Regions from separate parts of the Homo sapiens genome. Here regions 2 and 3 are each linked to region 1. Evidence: chromatin contacts called from ENCODE Hi-C or POLR2A ChIA-PET data. All regions are on one chromosome and are shown on one strand. The core of a region is the stretch at or near the end of the contact, and the rest is flanking DNA. Distances in the headings are between cores, read along the strand shown.

Evidence for each region. A loop is a pair of places that touch in the nucleus more often than their neighbours do. ChIA-PET counts read pairs that join two places held with the same protein, here RNA polymerase II (POLR2A). Pooled maps may share reads with other maps.
Region 2: a map of CD8-positive, alpha-beta T cell shows a loop between it and region 1 (8-fold over the local background). The contact joins the promoter of ARL5A here to the promoter of KIF5C in region 1. A Hi-C loop is called at or near these places in 2 of 168 maps with a recorded cell type or tissue (CD4-positive, alpha-beta T cell and CD8-positive, alpha-beta T cell) and 6 of 50 pooled maps.
Region 3: a loop to region 1 is called in a map of CD8-positive, alpha-beta T cell, with 4 times the contacts of the local background. The contact joins the promoter of RIF1 here to the promoter of KIF5C in region 1. A Hi-C loop is called at or near these places in 1 of 168 maps with a recorded cell type or tissue (CD8-positive, alpha-beta T cell) and 4 of 50 pooled maps. POLR2A ChIA-PET finds 5 or more read pairs at or near these places in 1 of 52 experiments (activated CD8-positive, alpha-beta memory T cell).

Annotation. Positions count from the first base shown.
Region 1 is chr2:148,873,620-148,877,497 of GRCh38, forward strand. It overlaps KIF5C (kinesin family member 5C), which reads left to right and starts at 1,608. Exons shown (of 26, transcript NM_004522.3): 1 at 1,608-2,124. The coding sequence starts at 1,999. It overlaps KIF5C-AS1 (KIF5C antisense RNA 1), which reads right to left. Exons shown (of 4, transcript XR_001739733.2): 3 at 3,393-3,723; 4 at 1-2,576. RefSeq lists a silencer at 1,432-1,901 and enhancers at 2,274-2,852, 2,853-3,432.
Region 2 is chr2:151,826,530-151,830,407 of GRCh38, forward strand. It overlaps ARL5A (ARF like GTPase 5A), which reads right to left and starts at 1,892. Exons shown (of 6, transcript NM_012097.4): 1 at 1,602-1,892. The coding sequence starts at 1,647. RefSeq lists silencers at 1,508-1,557, 1,608-2,117 and an enhancer at 2,168-2,217.
Region 3 is chr2:151,407,968-151,411,845 of GRCh38, forward strand. RIF1 (replication timing regulatory factor 1) reads left to right here and starts at 1,935. Exons shown (of 36, transcript NM_018151.5): 1 at 1,935-2,066; 2 at 2,447-2,560; 3 at 3,293-3,371. The coding sequence starts at 2,457. RefSeq lists enhancers at 846-1,544, 1,545-2,243, 1,848-2,007 and a silencer at 848-1,142.

The DNA of each region.
Region 1 (3,878 bases), core at 358-2,857:
GGCGATGACTTATTTTGCAACCTCCCTTCAAATGAGAGGCCCTACGTTATCTCCCTTGAAAAGGGTTCACTTAATAAATCTAAGTTTACAGAGTGACAGCAAATGCCATTTGCTCAGTTAATAGCTGATGAATGAACAGATGAACGAATGAATGATGACTGAACACAGTGACACACAGATACGTCTCTGTCCACTTGAGATAATCCTGACCTCCTCAGATAAACCAGTGTATGCAAGGTTCTGGGCATCTTCTGGTGGGCTCAGGGAAACTGAGAATTGGATTGTCCTCTCTAGTATATTATGAAGTTGATCATTTAAGATGATGGGTCTCTGAGCCAGAGCCTGAGAATTACTTAATTTAAAAACAGATGAGAAGGTGGCACCTGGGTCTTTTTAATCTACTTCCACTGCACATGAGGAGATGAAATAGAACTGGTACTACTTACAAGGGTTTATAAAAGTTGATTTTAGTAGGTCTGTCCTCTCAGCTAGGCAGAGAACACTTGTATTTTCAGGTATTACCCGAATTTAAGCAACAGATGTGTTCCTAAAATTAACTAACTTATTTGTTTTATGATCATTTGTTCAGCACCCAATAACATCTAACTTTCAAGAGCTTATCCTATATACATGTCAGGCACCGTGCTAGGTGCTTTAAAAGCATCTGTCTTTTAATTCCCCCAGAAATCACAAGATGATATTATTCCAATGACAGAGATGAGGAAACTGAGTCTTAAGGAAATTAAGACTTCTTAATTTCCTCCGCTCTTAATTTCCTCCGCCTGTTGGTCATACATCTAATAAGTGGCTGAGGTGGGATTCACACTCATGCATTGCTTCTTCCTAGGGTAGAATCCTTATTCAGTATGCTGCCCACTATGTGCTAGATGCTACAGACACAAAGATATCAAGCAGATATCACCACCCAAGTGCAGTGCTAGAGACAGGCACAGCAGATTAGGGGAACATCAAGGAGGGCCACCAACTCTTTATAGGTGTTTAGTGAGCTGGGAAAGTCTGAGGAAGGAGGGTTGAGCTAGGTCTTAGAGGAAAAGGAAGTTCTGGAAAAATAGAGTGGACACTCAGTTGTTCTGCCAGCCCGGCACCATGTCTGGGAATACCATCCCTCTTCTTTTGGGAACCTTCCCACCAAGGGATTCCTCCATAATCTTACAAAATCCCTGATTCTGGTTGATTGGTTTAGCACTAGATGCCAACCTAAACCAAGGCCAATCAAACCCAAACTCTGAACAGACATCCATCCTTATCTAGTGGTAGAAGTTGAAGGATGAAACCCAGGGGCTATTGGGAGCTGTTTCCCAAGTGATTTTCTTTTGGGATCAGGATGATCCAGACCCAGTTATCTAGAGATTTTAACCGGAAATATTGGATATGACCTCCATCCGGTTCCGGCTTGGGCAGCCAGACCGGACTTGCAGGCTCTTGGAGGTCGCATCCTGTCCTTCCCCCGGCAGGTAGAGTGACTACAAGTCCCGGGATGCGCAGCGCTCGGAGTCGGGCGGGGGCCGGGCGGACCTCTACGGTGACGTCACCGTCCCGGGGCGGGCCAGGGGAGGGCGGGGCGGAGGGGCGGGTCTCAAGGCGGCAGAGCGCGCTGGTGCTGATGCAGGATGGCTGAGCGCGCAGGAGCCCGGGAGGTCTGAGCCGGGCGAGGCTCGCTCCCTGCGCATCGCCTCCTCCGCCCGCCGCGTGGTCGCGGGCAGGTGGGCCGGGGGGCGCTGGGCAGGGGCGGGGCAGGGCCAGGGCAGGCCGGTCTGCAGCCGGAGGGGCCGGAGCGGAGAAGCTGCCCACCTTCCCGGGCTCGGAGCGGCCGGGGCTGCTCAGCCGGCCGGGCTCGCGATGACCTGCTGAGAAGCGTCGTCGGAGGCTGCAGGAGGCGGCCTAGCTGTGGGCGGTGCAGCTCGCGGCCTCCTCCCTCGTCGTTCCCGGCCCCGGCCCCCCACCCATCCCCGTGCCCCCTCCCTACCGCCGGCCGAGATGGCGGATCCAGCCGAATGCAGCATCAAAGTGATGTGCCGGTTCCGGCCCCTCAACGAAGCGGAGATCCTCCGCGGGGACAAATTCATCCCCAAATTTAAAGGCGATGAGACCGTGGTGATCGGGGTAAGTGGCTGGGGCGTCTGCCTTCCCTGCTGCTCCGCGCCGCAGCTGGGCGCCCCGACGCCCCAGACGCAGCGGAGGTGTTTAGGCCGCCCCCTCGGACATTCCCGCGGGGCTGGCCTCTCGGGTGGACCTGACCAGAGACCCCTCGCCCCGCGCACTATGGTTCCCTCCCGGGCGGGTGGAGAGGCGGCCGGGAGCGGCGGGCCGGGCGGGGGTGGCGGGGGTGGGGATGGGGGGCGAAGACGGGCTCGGCGCCGCCATTGTTCGCCGGGTGGGGGCCCGGGTGGGCCCATTGTTCCCCACGCTCGCCTCGCCGCGTGGGTAGTGTGTTCGGGTGACCCTCAAGCCGGGTGCCCAGGCCCCCTTTAAAGTGTGAGCTCTGCAACCCGCAAATGCTTCTGGGCATCAATCAATTCGATTTACCAAACGCCTTGCCTCTTCTTCTCACGACCCTAGCAAAAAAGAAAGAAAAAGGGGTACAGGAAAATTTCTAGTCGCGTCTCGGAGCTCCCGCGGCAGTGTAGACGCGGCTCCCCGCGGTGTTACACCTGGCTCCGCGCGCGGAAGGCGGAGGGTTGGGGGAGTACTGGTGGCCTCGGTGTCCCCTGGAGGCCTGGTGTGTCTCCCGCTTCCTCTCACGCCTGGCTGCCCTGGATGTGGAGTCCCGGCTTGATCCCTCCCCTCTGGGATGACCTCCCTCCCATGTCTGCAGACCCTCTGATGCGCCTCACGCTGGGTGGAGAGGAGGCTGTGTCCACATCTGTGGGGCGAGGGGGCTCAGAGCGCAGTAGCCCCCTGTGCCAAGAGCAGAAGTTACTTCGTGCGGCTCGGACCCCCCTCCCTCTCTATCTCCCTTCCCCACCTTTTCTCCCCCACCCCCTCCCCCTACTTAGCTCCCTCTCTGCAGCTGGGGCTGCTGGTAGGGGGAGGGAACACCAATGGATTGTAGTTCTTAAAGGAATCTGTCAGATGAAACAAACCAGCTCGGTCCCCCGCCCCTTCCCCGCCCGCTGTCCGTAGCGTGTGTGGCTGATGGTGCCCCCTTTGTATGCGAGCCGCGTGGGGAGGGACCGAGTTAATGGGAGCCTCCCGGTCCCCGCTGACACGTTCCTGGCAGCCTGCTCCAGGCTGCTGATGCAGCCTTCCCGTCCCCAGCATTGATTAAGTGATGTCATCCTGATCACTGAGCATGCTCCGACTAACCCCCTCCTCCCCTTCCTCCAGTGGCTGGTGTATTTAGGTCAAGTGATTGACAGGTGACAGTTTACCGAGGGTATTGCAGGAGTCCGCCTGGCCTTTCTCAAGCGCCAGAGGCCGACGTTTTCCAGCCCGGGCGGTCCCCAGCATCTTTGCCAAGGTTGTCTGCCGCAGTCGCAGCGAAGGGCCCTGGGGACCAGCAGGTGCCAGCTGTACCGTAAGGCGGGAGCTCTCCACGCTAGAGGAGCCTGGGCAAGGCTCTGGCCTCAGGGCTTTAACCTGTACCTGGCTTTAAAAGGCTGCTCCCTTTGACGACCTCTTCTCACCTCCCCATTTTCACAGTCATCAGGAACGTCTGACCTCCAAACGCTGTGTGGATGGGCGATCATTCTGCGAGCTGACCTATGAGGGCAGGAAAGCGGGGTTTTCTCTCTGTTTAGTGTTAAACTTGCAGAGAAGATATAAGCTACGATTATTGATGAGGAAGGAAATTCTGCAGTTAATGGCAGATAAGTGTTAGTGACATATACATAGGCAGTACCTGGGGCAGTTAGTGA
Region 2 (3,878 bases), core at 642-3,141, 3.0 Mb after region 1:
ACTAGAGCTCAATTCACAGTCTTGCTAAACCTCACAGCAGATGAAACACTAGCTTTGCTAAAAATAATACAAAATGATGGATGTTAAAACTAGAATAGATCTTATCTACTATAAGTACCATCAGTCTTACAGCAATGTACGTTTTAATATTTGCAATGTAGAAATAAAGTTTACAAGATTTGGAAGCTCCACAGATCCCTGGTGTTCTAGGTGAGAAAACCTAGACCAGAAAACCTGAGAGTTCAAGTGACTGCTTCCCACTCTCCTGCTCCCAACACTAACAGCCAGTCCAGTCAGAGACAGTGCTGATTAGAACTGATTTTCTCTACTTTATGAAAAATCCTCTTATCAGAAAAATTGATACTGCCCTTTCTTTCGGTATCACGTGACCTACACATCTGTGTGTGTGTGTGTGTGCGTAAAAGATACATTAGGGATCACAAGTTCTAGTTCTGCTTGCTTCCCCTAAGCTTCTTAAAAGAGCAGCTAGATCATGAAGGAGGAGGTGGTAGTAGTAGGTGTACATAATAGATGCCACCATTCACGTAAGTCTTTATTGGAAAACTGGGACGTGACACCATCAGCTTACACAACAGAAAAACACAAACTAAGTTCCTGACAGCGGAATGATGAACCACCCAACTTGAGTTAAAAAGAAACAAAAGTACACCACTGTATCTTAATAAGTATCCAGTCTTTGGGTTAAAATTGTATTCTCTTTCCCCAGTTTTAGTCATTTTGTAACAAATTTTAACAAGCCTGATAGGTATTTCATGGCCATGTCTGAAGTTGGCTGAACTTAAGCATCCCTATATAACACACTTTACACTTAGTAACTTGCTAGTTACCTATGGTTAACAAATGTTTCATATGGTATGTTTTTAAAACTTTCAGTGAAACACTTTAACATTTTTAACCCAGCAAAACAAACAAAAACTGTGTCTAATAACCCACACGAGTAGAAAAATGACCTTAAGCTTAACCTTAAACACAGATATAATAAGTAAAACAAATGGAGAGAAGTCCATCTCTATTCAGGAGGCAGAAGAACCCCCCCTGCCCCCAACACACACAAAGACGGGTGGCAGTGGAGGGCAGGCTCATAAACCAGAGGTGTAATGGACAAGTCGAGCGATTCCTCCCGTTTTCCGCATTCTGCAACCCTCGGTCGCTCAGTGGTGCGGTTAGGGCAGCAATCTATAACCTTCATTCCAGAAGACCCCAGCACTTCTATGTGGTGTCCAAACACAACTGGTGAGCAAAGAAAGGGCTGAAAGACAGGCCAGGCCGTGCTACTCAGGGACGTCGGACCTAGGGCAAGAAACCTTTACCACTCTCATTCGAAATCGGAGCAATGGGTCTATTACGGAAAAGACTTCTTAGGAAGGTCTCCTAAGACAAAGGGCTGCGAGTCAGGAACCATCCCCAAGCTCGGGAGCCGGGACCGAACCGTCCCGGGCCCGTATCCGCGCAGCCTGCACCCCGCGCTGAGCTGGCGCCCGACCGAGCCGCCCACATTCCGAAGTATTCGGAGACCCCCACCTAGCCGGCCCGAGCTGACCCTCTCCCCAACCCGTACGCCCGCGGACCGAGCTCCTCACCCTGGTGATTGAACAGTCTCCATATTCTAGTGAAGAGAATTCCCATTCTCGGGCAGCGGACCCCCCCCCTCCAGACACCCGGGCCGCCTGGCTTCCCCCGGCTCAGGCTGAGGGGGAGGAGAGAGACGCGCTGGAGCCTCCGCCTCTGCTGCTGCTCCCGCGCTGGTCGCGGGCCCGCTTCCAGGGAACCGGAGGGAGGCCGAAGCCCAGGCCGCCCTGCCGCGCGCAAGGCCCCGCCGCTGCCGCCGCGGCACTCGCCTGGCTCGCGGACATCGCCGCCGCGTTGTCTGCGACGAGCCTCGCGGGCCACCGTCCTCCCCCAGCTCCTCTCGGGCGGCTGCGGTGGCGACGACCACGCGGGCGGGGGAAGTGAAGGGGCGGGCCTGGAGGGACGTGAGTGCGCAGGCGCGCGGCCAGAGGGGCGGAGCGTAGGAAAGGGCGCCCGCCCTGTCCTCGCTTATTTGCATAACCAAGACTGCGGAAGGCGCAGGACTTTACCCTGGGACTGAGGCTGTGAAGACCGCAAGTTGGGGCAGATGGCTTCCGACTGCTTGCTGTTGCGTCCCCGAGTATTTATATTTCCCTCGAATCTTCTCCACTGCGCCATAATGTAAACATATAATTGAGTACCCCATGTCCATCCCCAACCCTTCACATACACTACACTTAAAGTTCCACGTCATGACTCTTTAAGACATTGTGTCCCCTGTGGGTCTTTGAGGGAAAAGTCTGCTGCCCTCTGACACTCAGCTGAAGTCAGTGGCCTTACCTAGATAGTCACCTTAAAGCCATTTTTGCACTTCAGGGCTCTTTTCTCTCCAATCTCTTAACTCTCACGTCAGTATTGCCCAAAACAACGATTTTGATCAAGTCACTACCCTGTTTAAAAACCTTTAGTGGCCACCAAAGCTCCATCCCTTTCTGTTCTCGTTAACCTTAGTAAAAAGGAAAATAAAGAAAAATTGGGAGACTTGTAGGAGCCATTTGAACTGCTTTGCACTCCCATCCCCAACAGCTGAATGAAATTAAGCAAAATCAGCAATAAACCGCACCTTCCCAACTCACTTCTCCTAACTACCCAGTATTTTACCTCAAAATATAGAAAAGTAATTTCGTTGACTTCTTTTGGGGCTTTATGGTTAAAAAGCCAAAGTTTAGAGGAGCCATACATGAAGGGAAGGAAAATCATAGTAATCCATATTAATTTATGTATTATCATGTCTGGATTTACTTAATATTCTGTACACTGTTTAGAAGAACAATGTAGTTTGTATAACCAATTTGCATTAACTCTGTAATATTTCCATTCTCGCACACCGTAGGTAATGCTTTGGTAGCTCTAAGACTTTTTCAGACTCCCACACAGATGTCAACTTATGAAATGGATGTCATATACACATTATGTGATGGCGGAGCTTCATATTTTACAATCTACCCAAGGAAATGGTCTCCCAGGTTATTTTCCGAGTGAAGAAAGAAGAGAGAGAGAGAGACAGAGACAGAGAGTTTAAAGACCAATTTATCTATGATTACAGAGAAATGCAAAATGTCATTGGAGAGACTTCTGACTTCAGGCATGAGAGAGTAGGATGGTTTGAATATATCCTCCTACCATTAGCAAATAGAAAACTGCACAAAGTACAGGCAACGACATTTCAGATATTGAAAAACACATCACAGTACTGTGATTCTTTGCAAAAGAGAAAGGAACAGGTGGAGTCTTACCATTTCCTGGACTTTATCCCTAAAAGCAATTCCCAGTCAACTACGGAGGAAGTGGGAACCCAAATGAGAATCTGGAAACCTCTTAGAACTGAAGACGCATATCAGCATTCCCAGAGATCAAGGTGACTAGAATTTGTGAAGCAGAGTAACTGGAAGGAGGGAGCTACACAGAGAAAAGCTCTGGAAACCTGTTAAGGGGCCATTGAGTCTTTGGCTGCATATCAATTTGTGCTCGTGCAGTATGAACCCCCAAGAGGCTGGTCAGTCACAATTCCTGAGGAAAAATAAGTACCAGGAAACTGTAATGCAAATGATTCCCAGAGATTACAACGGGTCAGGAATCATTTGAGTTCCCTTCAGCCAGAGTGAAGAGAACTGAATATATAGGACAGGGGTGTCCAATCTTTTAGCTTCCCTGGGCCACACTGGAAGAAGAATTGTCTTGGGCCACACATAACATAAGCTAACACTATTGATAGCTGATGAGCTAAAAAATAAGTAAAATCACAAAAATACTCATAATGTTTTAAGAAAGTTTACGAATTTGTATTG
Region 3 (3,878 bases), core at 685-3,184, 2.5 Mb after region 1:
TACTAAAATACAAAAAATTAGCTGGGCGTGGTGGCGCATGCCTGTAATCCCAGCTACTCGGGAGGCTGAGGCAGGGGAATCGCTTGAACCCAGGAGGCGGAGGATGCAGTGAGCTGAGATCAGGTCAGTGCACTCCAGCCTGGGTGATAGAGCGAGACTCCGTCTCAAAAAAAAAAAAAAAAAAAAAAAAAAAAAAAATATATATATATATATATATATGTATATGTATATATGTATGTGTGTGTGTGTATATATATAAATATATGTAAATAAATATAAATATATATAAATACATATAAATAAATAAATATATATATAAGCATACTATGTATGTACTGCGTCGTTTGGCAGTCATTTTGCTAAGTGCAGATGACACAAAGAAGAGCAAAAAGCAACATCCCACTTCTAGAGCTGAGAGTTGCAGCACATGTGAGTGAGGGCTCAAATCCTGGGCCAGGAACCCATGATGGAGAGTTCCATTGCTGCTGGGCTTCATGTGTCTGATTTAGAGTTAATGCAATCCTGTCTGTTGTGGAGAGTGCACGAAGGCATATGAAAAGGGGAGAAGCAGACCGGGCGCGGTGGCTCACGCCTGTAATCCCAGCACTTTGGGTGTCCGAGGCGGGTGGATCACGAGGTCAGGGGTTCGAGACCAGCACGGCCAAGATGGTGAAACCCCGTCTCTACTAAAAGTACAAAAATTAGCCAGGTGTGGTGGCGGGCGCCTGTAATCCCAGCTGCTCGGGAGGCTGAGTCAGAGACTCGCTTGAACCCGGGAGGCAGAGGTTGCAGTGAGCCGAGATCGCACCACTGCACTCCAGCCTGGGCGAAAGAACGAGGCTCCGTCTTAAAAAAAAAAAAAGGCGGGGGAGGAGCAGCATATTCACAGTAAGGAGAAATGACTGTCATTGTGTTTACTGACGTTTCTCTAGGGAAGAAGCCCTGGCCAAATCCCACCCTTCAACCCCCCAGGGGCCTAACAGAAGAATGCACATCCTCGGGAGCTACCTAAATCTACTGAATTACAATGCATATGGGCGGGGCCCAGGAATCTGCAGTTTAATAACGAATATCCCCAGGCCATTGTTATGTACGCTTAAGACCTGAGAACCATTGGCCTCTCCAACCTTTTCTCACTTCACCTATTAAAAGCCCTATTTTATAGAGGAGGAAATTGAGGCATAGGTTAATTAACTTGCTAAAGTCACATGGAACCTAGACCAGCTGGAATCTAGACCAGCTTGAGATACAGTTCTTTTCTTTTTCTTTCTTTCTTTTTTTTTTTTTTTGAGAGACGGAGTCTTACTCTTACTCTGTCGCTCAGGCTGGAGTGCAGTGGCGTGATCTCGGCCCACTGCAACCTCCGCTTCCCGGGTTTAAGCGATTCTCCTGCCTCAGCTTCCCAAGTGGCTGGGACTACAGGCGTGCGCCACCACACCCAACTAATTTTTGTATTTTTGTTTTTTTTAAGTAGAGACGGGGTTTCACCATGTGTTGGCCAGGCTGGTCTCGAACTCCTGACCTCAGACTCGGCCTCCCAAAGTGCTTGGATTACAAGGTGTGAGTCACCGCGCCCGGCCAGCTCTTAGTCTTAAACCCAACAGTACGTTATCTCCTTTTGCTAACTGATTTGTTGCTAAAACTTCAACAAGCACTGGACTTGGAGTTTGAACACTTAGTCTGAGGGCCCACTATGTTCAGTCTAGTGAGTCTGAGCAATTAACTCACATTTTGAATTTCAAGTCTCTCGCCTTAGGCAAAACACCACCACCTGATGCTCACCAGAGGGGCGTGACGCGGCAGCTGGGCAGGGAAGGGATGGGAAGGGATGGGAAGGGAGGCGATCGATAACTCCGGTGTGCCGCTGACTGTTGGATTGGCTCGAACTTCTCCCGCCAGGCCTAACCTACTCCCGCGCACTCCTGGGCCCGCCCAGCCGCCATCTTGGTCTAGGAGGGAGCGCGCCGCACGCGTGAGTAAACAGCCGGAGCTGGGAAAGTCGAGCTCTGGCAGCGTCTGGGTGCTGAGGGGCAGAGGCGGAGAGAACCCTGTCCTGATCTTCCTAGGTGGGATAAATATCGGGGTGACAGTGGTAGGCCGCGGGGAACCCTCAGTCTGCCCACCCTCCGCCCCCTCGCGGCGAGATGCCTCGTTCCCCGGGCTTCTCCCGCCCTCCGCCGATCTCCTCCCTCTGTTGAAAGCTGCCCGGGAAAGTGGTGGCGGGAGCGGGCCCAGGCCCGAATGTGGCGTGGGCTCAGGTGTCTGGTGTCGGGCGCCGGAGGAGGTTCGCGCTGGGGTTTGGTGATTCGGAGGCCTGGGGTGCAGACGCGGCGTGGCTGTGAGGCCCGGGCGGGCGTGCGGGTGTGAGGGCCGGACTCACACTGGGCCGCCGCGGGGCTGTTTCCATCGGTCACTGGATTTTCTCCTCTTCCGGTTCGGGCCTCAGGGTGGCCGACATGACGGCCAGGGGTCAGAGCCCCCTCGCGCCGCTGTTGGAGACTTTGGAAGACCCTTCTGCCTCCCATGGAGGGCAGACTGACGCTTACCTGACTCTGACCAGGTGAGGTCCGCCACGGGGCGTAGCGGAGAGTGGGGCGCTCTATAGTGGGGAGAAAGAAGGTGGTTGGGAGGGGCGCGTAGAATGAATGTGAGTTCTAGAAGTCTAGCAAATGTGAGGACGCCCGAGTCGCGGACGCCTTGGGGGGCGGGGGAGATGTATTCTAGGTGACGTTCCCGGGTACTGCTGCTGCTGCGCTTGAGGTGTGTGTTTGGAACGAGGGAGCATGCACGTGTGTTTTGCAAGCGAGGGATTTTTAAAAGTTTCGGTTGGAAGTAGTTGTTGGAGGAGGGGTCTTCAGTGTAAACCTCCGATGTGTTGGGAAAATGTGGCTACCCAGAGTTTTTTTAACAGAGCAATACACTGATTTTTATTAATTGCAAAATGCTTCAAAGTAATTTTCATAGAAATGTACTAAAGTTTTGTAAAACCCTTTGGAAAGGCTTAGCAAATCGTTAGTAACTAGGAATAGGGATCCCTGTTCTGTCTTTTTGGAGTCAGGTTGTCACAACTTGCATGTACTCGATGTAAAAACTTATTCTGAGGGTTTTTCTACTTTCATTTCTGATATATATTGCATTATATATTCTGTATACCCTTAAGGACCTTACCTACTGGGTCAATTCATTTGCAGGAGTTAGAAAGTAATTTTTAAAAAGATTGTACATGTATTTTTGAGAGTATTTTTTTTTTTCCTGTCAACTACTTAAACTTGTGTTCTTCCTGCTTTTTAAGTCGTATGACTGGAGAAGAAGGAAAAGAAGTAATTACAGAAATTGAGAAAAAACTTCCTCGGCTGTACAAAGTTTTAAAGGTATGTATCTGTTTGTTAAACAGTTTTTCACTTTTGGTAGTTTGGTTTTTTTTTTTGGTTTTGTTTTTTTGTTTTGAGGTGTAGTTTTGCTCTTGTTGCCCAGGCGAGAGTGCAATGGCTCAGGCTCGGGCTCGGCTCACTGAAACCTCCGCCTCTCGGGTTCAAGCGATTCTCTTGCCTCAGCCTCCTGAATAGCTGGGATTATAGGCATCCGCCACCGCCCCGGCTAATTTTGTATTTTTAGTAGAGAAGGGGTTTCTCCATGTTGGTCAGGCTGGTCTCGAACTCCCGACCTCAGGTGATCCGCCTGCCTCAGCCTCCCAAAGTGTTGGGATTACAGGAGTGAGCCACTGTGTCCAGCCACTTTTGGTGGTTTTTAAAAGTTTTGCCAGTTGACTCAAAAGCTTTGAATCTAAAATAACAGCAATAATACTGATTATAATACTCTTTATTGTTACTTAAAGCTTCTCAGGTACTTTCTTAATTACCTTACACGCTTTATCACTT